3 separate regions of the Homo sapiens genome follow, and regions 1 and 2 are each linked to region 3. Evidence: chromatin contacts called from ENCODE Hi-C data. All regions are on one chromosome and are shown on one strand. Each heading gives the region's core, a stretch centred on a gene start or an enhancer-like site at or near the end of the contact. The rest is flanking DNA. Distances are from core to core; before and after follow the strand shown.

Region 1 (4,684 bases), core at 2,185-4,684, 6.7 Mb before region 3:
TCACAGAGCAAGAAGTTTGGCGTTAGGCATCAGGATTAGTTAATTTAGTGCGTCAGGGGCTCAACAGCTCCCCAGTGACCCAGGTGAGCGAGTGCTAGCCTTGGGCTCTCATCCTCAGAGCCTCAGTGACGATGGCCAGCTCCGTGGTGCCAAGGTGGCTACAGCACTGACACCCTCTCCAACGCCGCATTCTGATGCAGATGATAACACCCAGTGAGGAAGAGGAGACTTTATGCCAGATGTATTTCTTTTGGGGGGAGGCAGGTGGAAAATATTTTCCAGAAGTACTCACAGTTCCCCATTTTAACTCGCTATGAGAATTTCTCATTGGCCAGGCGTGTATCACATGACCATACTTAAACCAGTCACTGTAAGAGGAAGGGGATTGCCGGGATTGGTTTAGACCAGTAGTTCTCAGCCCCGCCTGCACAATGGAATCGCCTGGGAACTTTGGAAACAAAATTCCAACTCCTGGCAACAGTATTTTAACAAGTTTTCAAAGTTCCCCAGCTGTTCCAAATGTATACCCAGAGGTGAGTCCTACCGTATTAGCCCGATCAAGTGTCACTCCAGCCCTGGTGAGAGGTCTGCTCTAACAATGTGGGATGGCAAACACCTGAACAAAATTGGGCCTCTGCCAGCGGGGCGGCGGGCGACGCAACTAACTGGATCCCGCACTGCACTCACCTTGCTAAGAGAAGCAATTCCTGTAGGTGACCTATAATGAGAAATCAAAAAGATTTGTTATAAGATTTAATGGTTATCTTAATCCCGACAAAAACAAGACCATTCTATAATCATGCCCGAATACAGACGAAACTACTGTCCAAACCTCAAAAACTGGAAAATGAGGAAAACACCTAAGTTGCAATTCAAGAGTGCCTTCCTCTCTGGAGCTTTTTCAGATACTCTCCCTCCTCCTAGAGAGAAGTAAGCTCTTCTGTCTCCTCTATTCCACACCAGCTTTATCAGGGTATGCACATAAAGCTTGAACTTGATTGCTTGCTGCTCCGCCCTCCTGAAATGTGCCCTCTGGGAGGACAGGGGTAATGTATGTATTCTACTTTGTGTGTCTAGCAACCAGCACACAGGAGGTCCAATAAATATTTGCTGAATGAATGAATGAATGAATGGGGGACACGGAGAAACAGATAAGAAATGCCTAATGTCAAGAGCAAATATTTACCCAGCCCTTATATGTCAGGCACTACACAAAGCCATGTACACTGAATTGACTCATTGACTCCTAAAAAACCCTATGAAGTAGGAGCCACTATTTCCTTCATTTTAAACATGAACAAAGTGCATTACAAAGAGACTAACCAGTTGTCCATGGTCACAAGCTAGAAAGTGACAAGCATGGGACTGGGTCCTGGAGAGTGGTTTGCAGAGCTGGCCATGTTCTTAACCTTTACACCCGAGAGGAAAAATGATGTCCTGCATTAAGGGTGGAGCCCTCTCTAGTGGATCCTAATCTGGAGGAGGACTGTAAGGGGTGCTGCCATTGGCAGGCTTTTTAACTTTTAGGTTCCTGAAGGCTTTTGCATTCTTGGACTTTTTAGAGGGACGGGGAAAGAGGAATTCCTCAATGACATAAGAAGGGGTGGAAATGCGGAGAAACAAAGGAAAGCATCTAAAATCCTATCCCTGAAAGGGTAGAGCCTGCAGCAGAACTCTCTCCAATCATGGGCAGGAAAAATAAAAAGGTGAATACTTCAGTTACGGTTTACACAGGACGTGCAATTACATGTGCTTCCAAGCCGCCCCTGCCATTTGTGGGGAACACCACCATCTACTGTTCTCATCTCTGATACACCACAACCTGGAGAGGAATCATGGTTCCAGTTCTAGTTTCTGCACCGTATTACCCCAAAGGCCATTTGACCATCTTCCCCCAACCTTTAACTCCTCTGTATAGCCTTATTCTGGCGGATGCAGCTATTACTCACCCAATTCCTTGGGCCAGAAAACCTGGAAGTCTCTCAAGATTCCTCCTTCCCTCTCCTTCACATCCAATTGGCCACTGAGTTTTGTGGGTTCTATTTCCTAAATCAATCTGTTCATTCATTCCATATTATGTGCCACGAATACGCCGTGATGAATTGGATAAGACCCCTACCCCCAGCTTCAAAGAGCTTACTGTCTTAATGAGGTCATTTTGCAAATGAACAACCCATTCTATAGCACAGTGGTACATGCAAGAAAGGGGTTAAGCAGAGTCCTGGGAGGGAACACCTCAGGGCTTTATGATTCATCTTGGGAAGCCTGAGGGCTTTTCTGTTGGCATGCCCACGCTGAAATGTGAAGGATGTATACCAGGAACCTGGTGAAGGAAGCGTGCAGAGGGGAAGCAAATGCAACTTTCTGGAGGCTAGAACAGAGAAGGGGAAGTTCACCAGGTCCGCAGAGATTAGCCTGGAAGCTGGTCTCCAGCCCGGTCCTAATCCAGTAATTACACTGCCCAACGGCTTTCCAAAACTCAAAAGAAAAAGCCCAGCACTGTCCTTCCTGTCCCTGGAAGTTTGTCCTTCAAGTCTCCCATCACTTGTCATTCGCTCATCAAGTATTTACTTAACATCCACTCTGTGCAGGTACCATATTGATAGCGGCCTCAAGGGTGCTTCTATTTAGGGAATTTTTAGTCTATTGGAGCAGATAGACCGTGGGGGGCATTCCGGGGATGCTGGGGGCTGTCAGGCCACGCTAGAAGCTGACACTGAAGACGTCAGCTACTCTTTAAGGACCCATCTGCCTCGCTGCCCACTGCTCAACCCGTCACTGGGGGCTCCAGGCCTGCCACCGGCTTGTCCTCTGAAGGGATAAGCAAGTGTTCTATTCACAGCCCGGAGTGCCCTTCTGCCCTCGCCCGAGGCCACTGCCCGCCTGGGGCCAGCTCCAGCGCTGCGTTCTCCAAGCGTGGCCACACTCATCGGCGCGCTGCTCTGCCAAGGGGGCTGACGCGGCGCGCACGGCCAGGGAGCTCTTGGGGGCAGACGCCGTCCAGCCTCCCGGCCGCCGGGTGCCTACTCCAGACCGGCTCTCTCTCTCCCTAGGCGCCTCCCACGCCCGGGCCGGAGAGCGGGCGCTCGGGGCGACGGACGACCCTGCGCGCACGTGGGCGCAGCCTGGAGGCCGCGGGGACCCTCTCCCATGGGGGCGACGGGAGACGTCCTGCCGGTAGACCTTGGCCAGGGGGTCGCGCTCCCCGCCCGCACCCCTCCCGGAGCCCCGGCGGGGACGTGCGGGGACGCGCCCGGGCGGGAGCGCGCGCGCCAGGCGCCTCCGAGGTCCCGGCAGCGGCTCGGGGCGGGCGGAGGAGGGGCCGAGGGCGGGGCGGCCGCAGCCTCCGCCATTCCCGGCCCCCCCCGGCCACGGCGCACCGCCTCCCCGCCCCCGCCCGCCCTCCCCCACCGCGCGCGCTCCGCCCGCCCCGGAGCCTCGCCCTCCGCCACGATGAGCAAATGAGCGCGAGCGAGGGCATGAAATTTAAATTCCACTCAGGGGAGAAAGTGCTGTGCTTCGAGCCTGACCCCACCAAGGCGCGAGTGCTGTACGATGCCAAGGTGCCGCCGCGGAGGGACAGGGAGGAGGCGCGGGCTGGGGGACCCGGGACCGGGGGCGGGGGCGGGGGCGGACGGCCGCGCGGAGCTGAGGGACCGGCCGGGCTCCTCGGCCTGCGAGGAGCGGTGCGGCCGGCAGGGGGCGCTCACAGGGCGCTACGCCCGGGAGTCGGGGCGGGGTCTGGGATGCTTCCACTTCCTTCCGTCAGGCCGGGCGGCGCACGCGCGGTTGGGAGCCTCGCCCATGCTTTGTCGCGTTACCGGGGCTACCGTTTGCGCCCCCGACTGCAACGGTGGCCGCTGAGGGAGGAGGCTTCTCGAATACGGTTTCTGTCTTCGCGTTAAATGTCTCCTTCTGTGCGGCCTGGTGCCGGGTGGGCTCCTGTGGGACGCCCTGGCCGTCCGATCCAGGTTCTAATTCATAGTTACACGGCGCTGGCCGCTGACTTGCGACGTTGTGTCCCTGGGACCCTAGTCCAGTTTAGGCCCCATCCCGCCTGTAGGCCGTGAACCCCATCCCGAGGGCAAGGTTGGCCCAGTGTTTTCGTACCCCAGGGCCTTGCAGCATTTACGTTTTCAAACTCTGAAGGATTTACGTGGGTCTGACCATAGTTGATGGGAATCGCGCCCCGGGCCGGTCCACCTAAGTCTCCGGGAGCTGAGCCACATCTTGCAGCTCCTCAGATTTGGGTGGCGGGCAGGAGTTGGCACCAGGTCTCCCAGATCCCCAAGGAAAGCACCCAGGTGCTTTCATTTCAGAGACCTGGGTTCCTAGGGCCACCTGGGCGAAGCCTTAGGCGGCAGGGACAGGGGCAGTCCCAGGTGTGTCTTTGGCGATGTCTGGACAGCTCTGTCCATTAGAGATGCTAAAGGACATCCCTAAAGGGATGAGCATATTCTGCCTTCAGTTCCCTCCCCTGCTGCTCCTGTCTTTTAACCGCGTCTGCTATCCCTCTTTCTCCTCGCCCTCCAGCCTCCTCGGGGCGGAGGGGGGGGGGCACGCCCCATCATTAGTTTTAGTTGTTCCCTCTAGGGACACAACAGGGAGGGATTCCAGAGTCTCCAGCTAGCCATCCTGGCACTGGACATAGGGGAGCCCAGGAGACTACAACTCCCAGAGCTCT
Region 2 (4,702 bases), core at 1,446-3,945, 5.2 Mb after region 3:
AGGCAGAAAGCAGAGTATACAGTGGGCAGAACTAGGGTGAGGGATGAGTTTGGAAAGGGGAAATTTTCTATCTGCCACAAAAGATTGTTTCACAAGGAGTAAGGATAAAATATGTGAAAGCAACTTGAAACTGAGGCTGTCTGCAATATTAGGTGTTATTTATAAAATCAGGTGTTTGCAATGTCAGTTGCTTACTGTGGGCCAGGTTCTTTGGGAAACAAAGACCTATTACACATTGATTTCAGCCCCAGACAGCCCACAGTCTAGTAGAGGAAAGACAAACTTAGGATGGTTTCTGCAGGATTCAGAAAGATAACAGGTGCTTACAGAAAACAAACTTAACATGTTCTCACTTAATTGTGGGAGCTAAAAATTAAAACAATTGAACTCATAGAGATAGAGAGTAGAAGAATGGTTACTAGAGGCTGGGAAGGGTAGTGGGGGGCTGGGGAGGAAAGTGGGGATGGTTAGTGGGTACAGAAATATAGAATGAATAAGACCTAGTATTTGATAGCACAACAGGGTGACTATAGTCAATAACAATTTAATTGTATACCCTAAAATAACTAAAAGAGTATAATTGGATTGTTTGTAACACAAATGATAAATGCTTGAGGTGATGGATAACCCATTTGCCATGATGTGATTGTTACACACTGTGTGCCTGAATCAAAATATCCCATATACCCCATAAATATATATATATACATATACATATATATATACATATACCTACTATGTAGCCACAAAAAATTTTTTTTAATTTAAAAAGAAAGATAACAAGCACTTGCAGGAGGACAGAGGGCACCCTGGGATCATACAGGCTCATGCCTGTAATCCCAGCACTTTGGGAGGCCAAGGTGGGCGGATCACAATTAGCTGGGCATGGTGGCGCGCACCTGTAATCCCAGCTACTCGGCAGGCCGAGGCAGGAGAATTACTTGAACCTGGGAGGTGGAGGTTGCAGTGAGCCGAGATTGCCACTGCACTCCAGCCTGTGCGACAGAGCGAGACTCTGTCTAAAAAAAAAAAAAAAAAAAAAAACAACCTAACACAGGGTTAAGTTGCAACATTGCCTGTTTGCCCCATAGTTCCTTTCCAGCTGGAAGAGAAGAAATGGTCTAGGGATATGGCTTTTCAGGTTAGACTTTTCTTCTCCAAGTTTTCTGGGGACCTGAAAAGGGCTCCGACTTGAGAGAGGAGTCATGGCTGTTCACAAAGATCACTGCAAGGAAAAGAATAAGAAATGTCTGTTAGAGGGATAAAACGCGAGCTATTCAGAGGCAGAAAGGTCAGTTTCCCTTTGAGGGGCGGGGGTGGCGTGGGATGAGGAGGCTTTTTGGGAGAGATGGGCGTGGAAGGATGTCTAACAAGTGCTGGCGGCGAGGGTCGTTGGCACTTCAATGGTGGGAAGACAGCCATGGGCGAAGCTTTGTGGAAGAAATAGGTGTGAAGGATGAGAAGGCCTACAACAGTGCTGAGGGCGCGAGGCCAGTCACCTGCGAAGTTTTGTGTACAAGATGGGCCCAGAAGGATGAACAGGGTCTAAAACAGTGCTGAGGGTGGGAGTGCAGAAGATCGGTCACAAGTGACGACACAAGGTGGTCTTAGTCCAGTTGGTGGACGCTCGGTGGCCTGGGCCTGCCCCCAGTGCGCAGACGCACACGGCAGGTTGCAGCGGCAAGCGGGGCGGTGCCCACGGCGGGGAGATGGGTGGGGAGGGCAGGGAAAAGGCCAGGGGTTGGGTGATGGGGTAATTGTCAGAAAAAGGAACAACACTGCTGGGAGAGTTTTCTGGTAACTTTTCAAGTCTTCATTTAAATTAAAAAAAAAAAAAGCTGTCTTTGAAACAATAGATTAGGTCACTAAAAACTGCCTGTACGCCCTTGCATGCTGGAGGAAAGTAAATGGTTAGACCTACCCTCCCTAAGTTTTTCCAGGACTTAAAAGAGCTGCAAGTAGTGCAGATCATGGCCCCGTTCACACAAATCACTTCAAGAAAAAAAATTAGTAAATGTCTATTAGATCTTGAAACTTATTCCTGTCTATCTGGAACTTGGTAACCTCTGACCAACAACTAACTCCCCATTCCTTCCCTCTCGCCTCGCCTTCCCTACTTCCCAACCTCTGGTAAGCAGCAGGGTAAATACAGTCAATAATAATGTATATTTCAAAATGAATAAGAGTAAATTTGAAATGTCTCACCATAAAAGTCATAGGTAAACAAGGCGATGGATAAGTTAATGTGATGTAATCATCCCACATTGGATACATATTTCAAAAAATCACATTGCATCCCACGAATGTATACAATTATGATTTGTCAAGTAAATATAATTTTTAAAAACGTTAAGTGACTTTTTAAAAAGCTTATTAGAAGTATAAAATGCAAGCCATTCACAAGCATATAGGTTAGATTCCGCTTGTGAGGGGCTTGTGTGCAGTGGTGAGGCTTTGTGGAAGAGATGGACGTGGAAAGATGTCTAAAACAGCGCGGAGGTCAGGAGACCTTGTCGCTGCCTTCACAGAGTTGGGCAACGCTCCCGGTCCTGGTCAGCCGCGGGACGCAGGCGCAAATGCAGGCTTGGGATGGGGGAGGTGCGGCCGGCGCCCACGTGGCGGGGCGGGGAGCAGATAGGGGGGGTAGGGGGAGGAGCTGGTCTCGCGAGGCCGCGCCCCGGTTCGCGCGGGCGTCGTGCACGCGGTTGTAGCTGCCCGGCGGCGGCAGAAGCGGCGCTCGCGCCAAGGGACGTGTTTCTGCGCTCGCGTGGTCATGGAGGCGCTGCCGCTGCTAGCCGCGACAACTCCGGACCACGGCCGCCACCGAAGGCTGCTTCTGCTGCCGCTACTGCTGTTCCTGCTGCCGGCTGGAGCTGTGCAGGGCTGGGAGACAGAGGAGAGGCCCCGGACTCGCGAAGAGGAGTGCCACTTCTACGCGGGTGGACAAGTGTACCCGGGAGAGGCATCCCGGGTATCGGTCGCCGACCACTCCCTGCACCTAAGCAAAGCGAAGAGTAGGTGGTGTCCCGCCAAAGGGTGGGAGGGGAGATTCCGGAGACACGTGTACCCCGGTTACACCCCCGGAATCTGGGCTTGGGCGGCACCCCCTGGGCTGCCTCCGGGCCCTGGGCGGGCCTGGTTCTCACCTAGGAGGGCGGGGAGGGGAATAAAGGGGAGTTCTAGCTGTGAAGAAAGGTATGGTTTCCACTGATCAGATTTTAGAAGAGGTAGTGGTTACCCCAAAAGCCGCAGCTGAGGGAAAGTGGGTGGCCCTAGTCCCGAGTTTGCATCGAGGATGTTGGGCAAACTGAAACAGTTCCTGAAACATCTCAAAGTGCCTTCAGCACATCCTGTCTTTTTCAGGTACTATTTCAGCGAAGGAAGACATTGATAGGTTGAATAATGATTCACAAAAAGTTTGATTAAACAGAAAAGTTGCTAAACACAGTGCTCGGGAGGTCAAACATTTCATTTTTCTTTCTTCCTTTTTGTTTGCATCTTACAAAGATTATTACTGAAAGCCACCTTCCCCAAAGCCTGTGTAGTTAATGGATATTCCTTATGTTTCTCAGACATGAAGAACCTATTACAGAGTGTACTTTTGAGGGAAATGGGGGAAAAGGTTAGAAGTATGCATTTGGGTTGATGATAAACCTCGTGGCAAATTTGTGTCCTGCCAATTTGGTTTTTGATTATTTGCATTTCTGTCCAGTGTACAAAGCTAATGGCCACTTTCAGGAATGACACGTCAGACGAAGTAGATACTGTGAAAGTTGTAGCCTGCTACATCTGGATGTTAAAATTAACCAAAAGTGAACAGTGGCTATAGATAAAGGCTGTCTCTTGCTTGCTATTCAGTAACCTGCTTTTCCTGCAGATCATTTGACATTCTGTAGGTGTGTAGTTGGTTTTTATGGTTCAGTTACAGCATGTTCCATGCCAGTATTCAGTGAAAAAAGTAATGCTTCAAATTCTGAATCCCTAGAGTTAAATGGAATGTTGTTATGACTTAGGATGGGTTGGTTGGGAGTGATAAATGAGAAAAACTGTTTTGTCCTCTTAAACATTTACAGTTCTTACTTGCTGAAAGTAAGTACTTTCAGTTAACCACTTTGGGACTTTTTTTTTTTTTTTATTTGAGATGAAGTCTTGCTCTGTCACCCAGGCACCCAGGCTGGAGTGCGGTCGCGCGATCTCGGCTCACTGCAACCTCCGCCGCCCGGGTTCAAGCGATTCTTCTGCCTCAGCCTCCCAGGTAGCTGGGACTACAGGCGCGCACCACCACACCCGGCTATTTTTTGTATTTTTAGTAGAGACGGGGTTTCACTATATTGGCCAGGCTGGTCTGGAACTCCTGACCTCATGATCCGCCTGCCTTGGCCTCCCAAAGTGCTGAGATTACAGGCGTGAGCCACGGTGCCCAGCCTACTTTGAGATTTTTAACAAAACCAGTCTTAAATTTTAAAATCAGTATTTCCAAGTCCCACTGGTTTTACTTGCCTGGGAAAGTATTTTAAATATGTCAGCCAGTTAAGTGTTTACTTACATTACATATATTTTCCATAGGAAACAAATCTACTTCAAAGCTTTCCCTTTACCAGCAAAACTTAACATTTTAGTTGTTTACTACATTTCTCTGTCACATGTAGGCTTATCTATAATTAAAGATACAAAGACTTTTGTTAGTAAAGACTATTATGGA
Region 3 (4,338 bases), core at 861-3,360:
TTTTCTATTTTTAGTAGAGATGGGGTTTCACCATGTTGGCCAGGCTGGTCTCGAACTTCTGACCTCAGGTGATCCACCTGCCTTGGCCTCCCAAAGTGCTGGGATTACAGGCGTGAGCCACTGCTCCCGGCGCATGGTACTTTTTAAACTTTTACTAACTTTCTAGAAAGGTTAGTTTTTGACCAAAAGACGAATTAACTAAACTGCAAGTGACTGCAAGAAATCCTTTACCACTACTTAAAACCAGATCAAAGCAAATGTCCCTAAGCAGAAGGTCATATTTGTGTATATGGGATGGCACATTATAAGGCATCTAATATTACTACTTAATACTAAATTGGACCTATATTAACAGATGTTCAGTTATTGTTTTTTCTCCATCTTCTCAATCTATACGGATAATTAATTTGTTACTTCCGGTTCACCAGGTCTAAATAAAATTTTAAAAAATTATTCATTTGAGTCAAAGGTAATGCTGCTGAAATTCCTAGTACAAAGGCTCTGATATACAGGGATGAAAATGGAGTGATTGCCCCAGGAGTTCTGGATCCACGTGGGTGAAGCTAGAGGTCACAGCACTGTTACTTTGCATCTGGAGGAGGCAGGAGACTCTGCGAAGCCCTCTGTTGTTGCCTCTGACTCCATTTTCCCTCTTTGCTAATTCATTGCTCCTACCTGTAAAATTTTCTAATATGCTTCCACTTTCATTTCCTCATCAAATATTCACCGTTATGAAAAAGAAAATCCTATTGGCTTGGTATCAAGTGGCCAAACTGAGCATGCTGCTACATATTGTTACCAGATTCACTACAGGAATAGATTAAGTGGATTTTATCCCAAATATCTATTTCCTATTACAGTACTGCATCTTTCTAATTTGGTGGCAGCTATGACCTCATACACTGCCTATTTTCCGTGCTTTTCCTAACCAGAAGAGACCCTATTTTTCTCCTTTGCTTGTTAAAGCGAAAATAATTATGCAGCTTTCCATAGATTTGTCCCCAATGTCTTTTTAAAAAAATTTTTTTTCTTTATTTTCTAAAAGTAGCATTGGAAATGTTATCTCCTTCAATTTCATCACCTCTTCATCCTCCTTGGAAACCCGATCCATGGTGGGTATTAAGATCTTTACATTTGTACTGGTTGGGCGATGACTTCATTGCTTTCAAGCCAGCTGGGGGATCTTGTGTGGCAGAGCATCGGACCGAAGCGGAGGTGTGGGTCGTTGCTGCTGCTGCTGCTGCTACTGCTGCAACAGCTCTTTGCACGCGCCCAGCTGCTGTGTAAGGAATCCTCAGGCTGCTAGGTCTTTGCGCCTAACTCACCCAAGGGACCGCAAGCTGCTGGATGAGTGTACGTGTGAGTGTGTGTTGTGTGTGTGCATATGTGCGTGTGTGTGTGCACACGCAGCGGCAACAGTTGGGCAGCAGCAGCAATGGACTTCGATATCATTTTTACCAACAACAGAGATAAACCATCCTCCATCCTGTATTTCTCAGCTCCCGCCCCGAGTATGTTCTCCCCCTCTTCTCCGACTTCCCCCACCCCAGCCCCCGGCACGGGTCCCTCCGGAGGGAGGGCAGGGTAGCTGCGCTGCAGGCAGGATTCCCTCTTTTTTCCGCAGTGACAGGCGGATTCCGGGGCCTCCTCGCCACCTCCTACCCCCGCAGCCACCCCTTTCTCAGTCACGATCTCCCCACCCCACCACCGTCGACCCTCTCCCTGCTTCCCCGCTCTACCCCCCGGCGTCGACTCCAGGCTCGGGCCCCGCCCCTCTCAGCCTCTCCAGCCCAGGTTGCTAGGGCTTGGCGGGGCAACCAAACCTGGCGTGCCAGGAGGCGCGGCGCGCGCGTGAGCGCGCAGGCGAGCTTGTATAAGGAACCAGCGTTCTTCGGCTTCGGAGACTCGAGCACGAGCGGCGCGAGCCCGAACCCCAGGACAAGCGCTTCCTCCTCATTGGCTCCTACCAGAAGGGGGCGGGGTAAAGGCGGGATCGGGCAAAACCTGAGGTGCTTTCCCATTGGTCCGAACGGGCCGGCTGGGGCGGGGCAGTTAGCAAAATAGGCTGCGCGTTCGCTTCTGCTAGAGGGCGGGGCCGGAGGTTTCGATTAGTTGTCTCTGCCGCTGGGGAAGGTAAAGCGGCGACGGCGTCCTCAGGAGCTGTGGGGTCCCCTGCTAGAAGTGGGGGACTCGGCGGGGTGAGTAGTCGCGCCGCCACCCGCCCGCCAAGCCTTCTTACCCTTACATCGGCCCCGCGTCCACCCAGCTTCTCCTGAGAGTGGAGACCCACCCAGTCCCCCCGGGCGGACAAGAGAAGGGGCGGGGGCGCCGGTTCCCCCGGAACGGGGCGACGCGGTGAGGACGTCCCAGCCCGGAGTAGCCCCTCCTCAGCGCTCCCCTGCGCCTCTGGAAGGGCTTCCCCCGAGGGGCTGGGGCTGTCTTTTGGGGTGTGGGGAGGCGAAAGGGTGTGAAAGAGGGGCGGCGGGTCGAGCCCGCCCCGCGGGGTTCCCCTCAGCGGCGGGTCTGCGGCGTCCCCGCCCCGCCGCTCCCGCGGCACGAGCTCCCCGGGGCTTGCGGCGAGGTAAGCCCCTTCCCGCCGGCGCCGAGGAGGGGCCTGCGCGCCCCAGCCCCCTGCCCGAGTTCGGAGGGAGCCCGAGACTCGCCAGGGGCCGTCAGTCGCGGCCCGGGCCCTTCTGACCTTGGCTGCCCGCGAGGGTGGGCTAGCGACCGGGCGCCGGCCCCGCGGCTCCGCAACCTCCCCCGGACAAGTTTCAGGCGATGCTGTGAAGTTCACGACTGGCATAGTGCGGGGAAGAAGAATGGCCCCTTCTCAGACCTTCATACCTTTTGGACCCTCATAGAAATCGGATTCTGGGATTTGGAACCGTCTCCCAGAACGAACAGGTCCTCCTTGCATTGACACGTTTTGTGCCCACGTTGGGGAAAAAAATAACCTGAACATATTTCAGTGTAAAGGCAGATCTTCCTTGAGGGTTTTGTTTTTCGCTTCATTTGAGTGTTAAAGAACAGATGCCTGAATAAGAAAAGCCTGACCTTAGTATCTCTACAGTGAGATTAGACGGGTGCTGTGATATTTAAGTAGTTGCAGATCAGTATTCTGTTAGCACAATCTATTTTAATTGGCTGGAATTTAAGCTGATTTTAGAAAGTATTGTTGACACCGAATGATTTCTTTCTGTGCATCTGAATTAGGTTTGTTTGAACGTAATGGTTATATAGTTAATGTAAAAGATTACACAAATTAATTTGTCTGAGAGCGTTTGTCAGAAACAGGAGACAGAGATGTGTATAGAACAGGATTATCGTTTTAGGTAACATCTGCTGGAACATTTCCAGCTTGTTTCTTTCTTGCTGTAGGGTTACAAAAAAGACATCTTCACCGAGGCTATTCGGAATTACATGTGAGTGACACTTAGATGTAAATTTGTTTTTATTTCCTTCAAGTGTTTTAAAATGTTTTGTTCACAAAATGTGAAGAGGCTATATTTACTTGTTCCTGTATGTTAGTGTTGAAGGTGATAGTATGATCTTATGATTAACAATCCAATTAGGGTCCATTAATAATAGATTTTTAAAAAAGGCGTGCTGCTTTTCGAGAATATGATAGGTTGAGTACCTAGCAAGACTTCTAATTTCTTTTTATTAAAAGTACTATTTTAGGATTGAGAATTTTTGGCGTTGACACTGAAACCAGGAATAAGGAAGCCTGCAGCAGTCTTAGCAGTTTGACACCACCAGTAGGTGTTTCTGTTGACAAATGCAGAGAAGAGAACATTTGGGAAGGAAATCTTTTTTTCGGGGCGGGGGTTGGGGGGGAGGTGAGGGTGGTTGAGGGGGGAAGGAGCCAGAAGAGAGAAGCTAATGCTGCCAGCACTGTATGCTGAGCATTTCACAAGTACAAGGAAACCTAATTAGGGAAAAATTCCGTTTGGCTCTATTAAATAATAGAACTACAAAAGAGGCATACTAAATAAAGTTAACCATTCCAAGAGTGTTAGATATTATCTGCCATTTCAGAGTAGTTGGGGGTTCCTCAATTGGAGAGGGTATCAAATCTCTTTGAATTGTCTTGCCTTTTTAACATAGTCAATGCAGCGATTAATTTGCTAGATGTATATATATCAAACAGTTGAGTATTCCAGTTTTGTTGTTTAGCATATTTCCTAAGCCTAAATTTTTTAAAATCAAAATCCGATATATTTTTTTTAAATTTGAAATAGAATTCTTTGTCCAGAGAGTAATTCCTTTTTTCCTGGCTCAGTCTTAAAATTTATTCATGATTTAGGGGTTTGTGATTGGTATTTTTTTACCCCTTTT

Evidence for each region. A loop is a pair of places that touch in the nucleus more often than their neighbours do. Pooled maps may share reads with other maps.
Region 1: a loop to region 3 is called in a map of CD8-positive, alpha-beta T cell, with 10 times the contacts of the local background. The contact joins the promoter of MSL3 here to the promoter of CDKL5 in region 3. A Hi-C loop is called at or near these places in 2 of 168 maps with a recorded cell type or tissue (CD8-positive, alpha-beta T cell and naive thymus-derived CD4-positive, alpha-beta T cell) and 6 of 50 pooled maps.
Region 2: a map of CD8-positive, alpha-beta T cell shows a loop between it and region 3 (10-fold over the local background). The contact joins the promoter of PRDX4 here to the promoter of CDKL5 in region 3. A Hi-C loop is called at or near these places in 2 of 168 maps with a recorded cell type or tissue (CD8-positive, alpha-beta T cell and naive thymus-derived CD4-positive, alpha-beta T cell) and 8 of 50 pooled maps.

What each region holds. Positions count from the first base shown.
Region 1 is chrX:11,754,803-11,759,486 of GRCh38, forward strand. MSL3 (MSL complex subunit 3) reads left to right here and starts at 3,435. Exons shown (of 13, transcript NM_078629.4): 1 at 3,435-3,563. The coding sequence starts at 3,462. It overlaps MSL3-DT (MSL3 divergent transcript), which reads right to left and starts at 3,281. Exons shown (of 2, transcript XR_007068393.1): 1 at 1,950-3,281; 2 at 1-718. RefSeq lists silencers at 2,975-3,174, 3,195-3,344, 3,355-3,734 and an enhancer at 3,588-3,882.
Region 2 is chrX:23,664,798-23,669,499 of GRCh38, forward strand. It overlaps PRDX4 (peroxiredoxin 4), which reads left to right and starts at 2,696. Exons shown (of 7, transcript NM_006406.2): 1 at 2,696-3,014. The coding sequence starts at 2,774. RefSeq lists enhancers at 1-211, 2,455-2,749 and silencers at 2,499-2,678, 3,029-3,158.
Region 3 is chrX:18,423,498-18,427,835 of GRCh38, forward strand. CDKL5 (cyclin dependent kinase like 5) reads left to right here and starts at 2,111. Exons shown (of 18, transcript NM_001323289.2): 1 at 2,111-2,198. RefSeq lists an enhancer at 1,732-2,026 and a silencer at 2,362-2,431.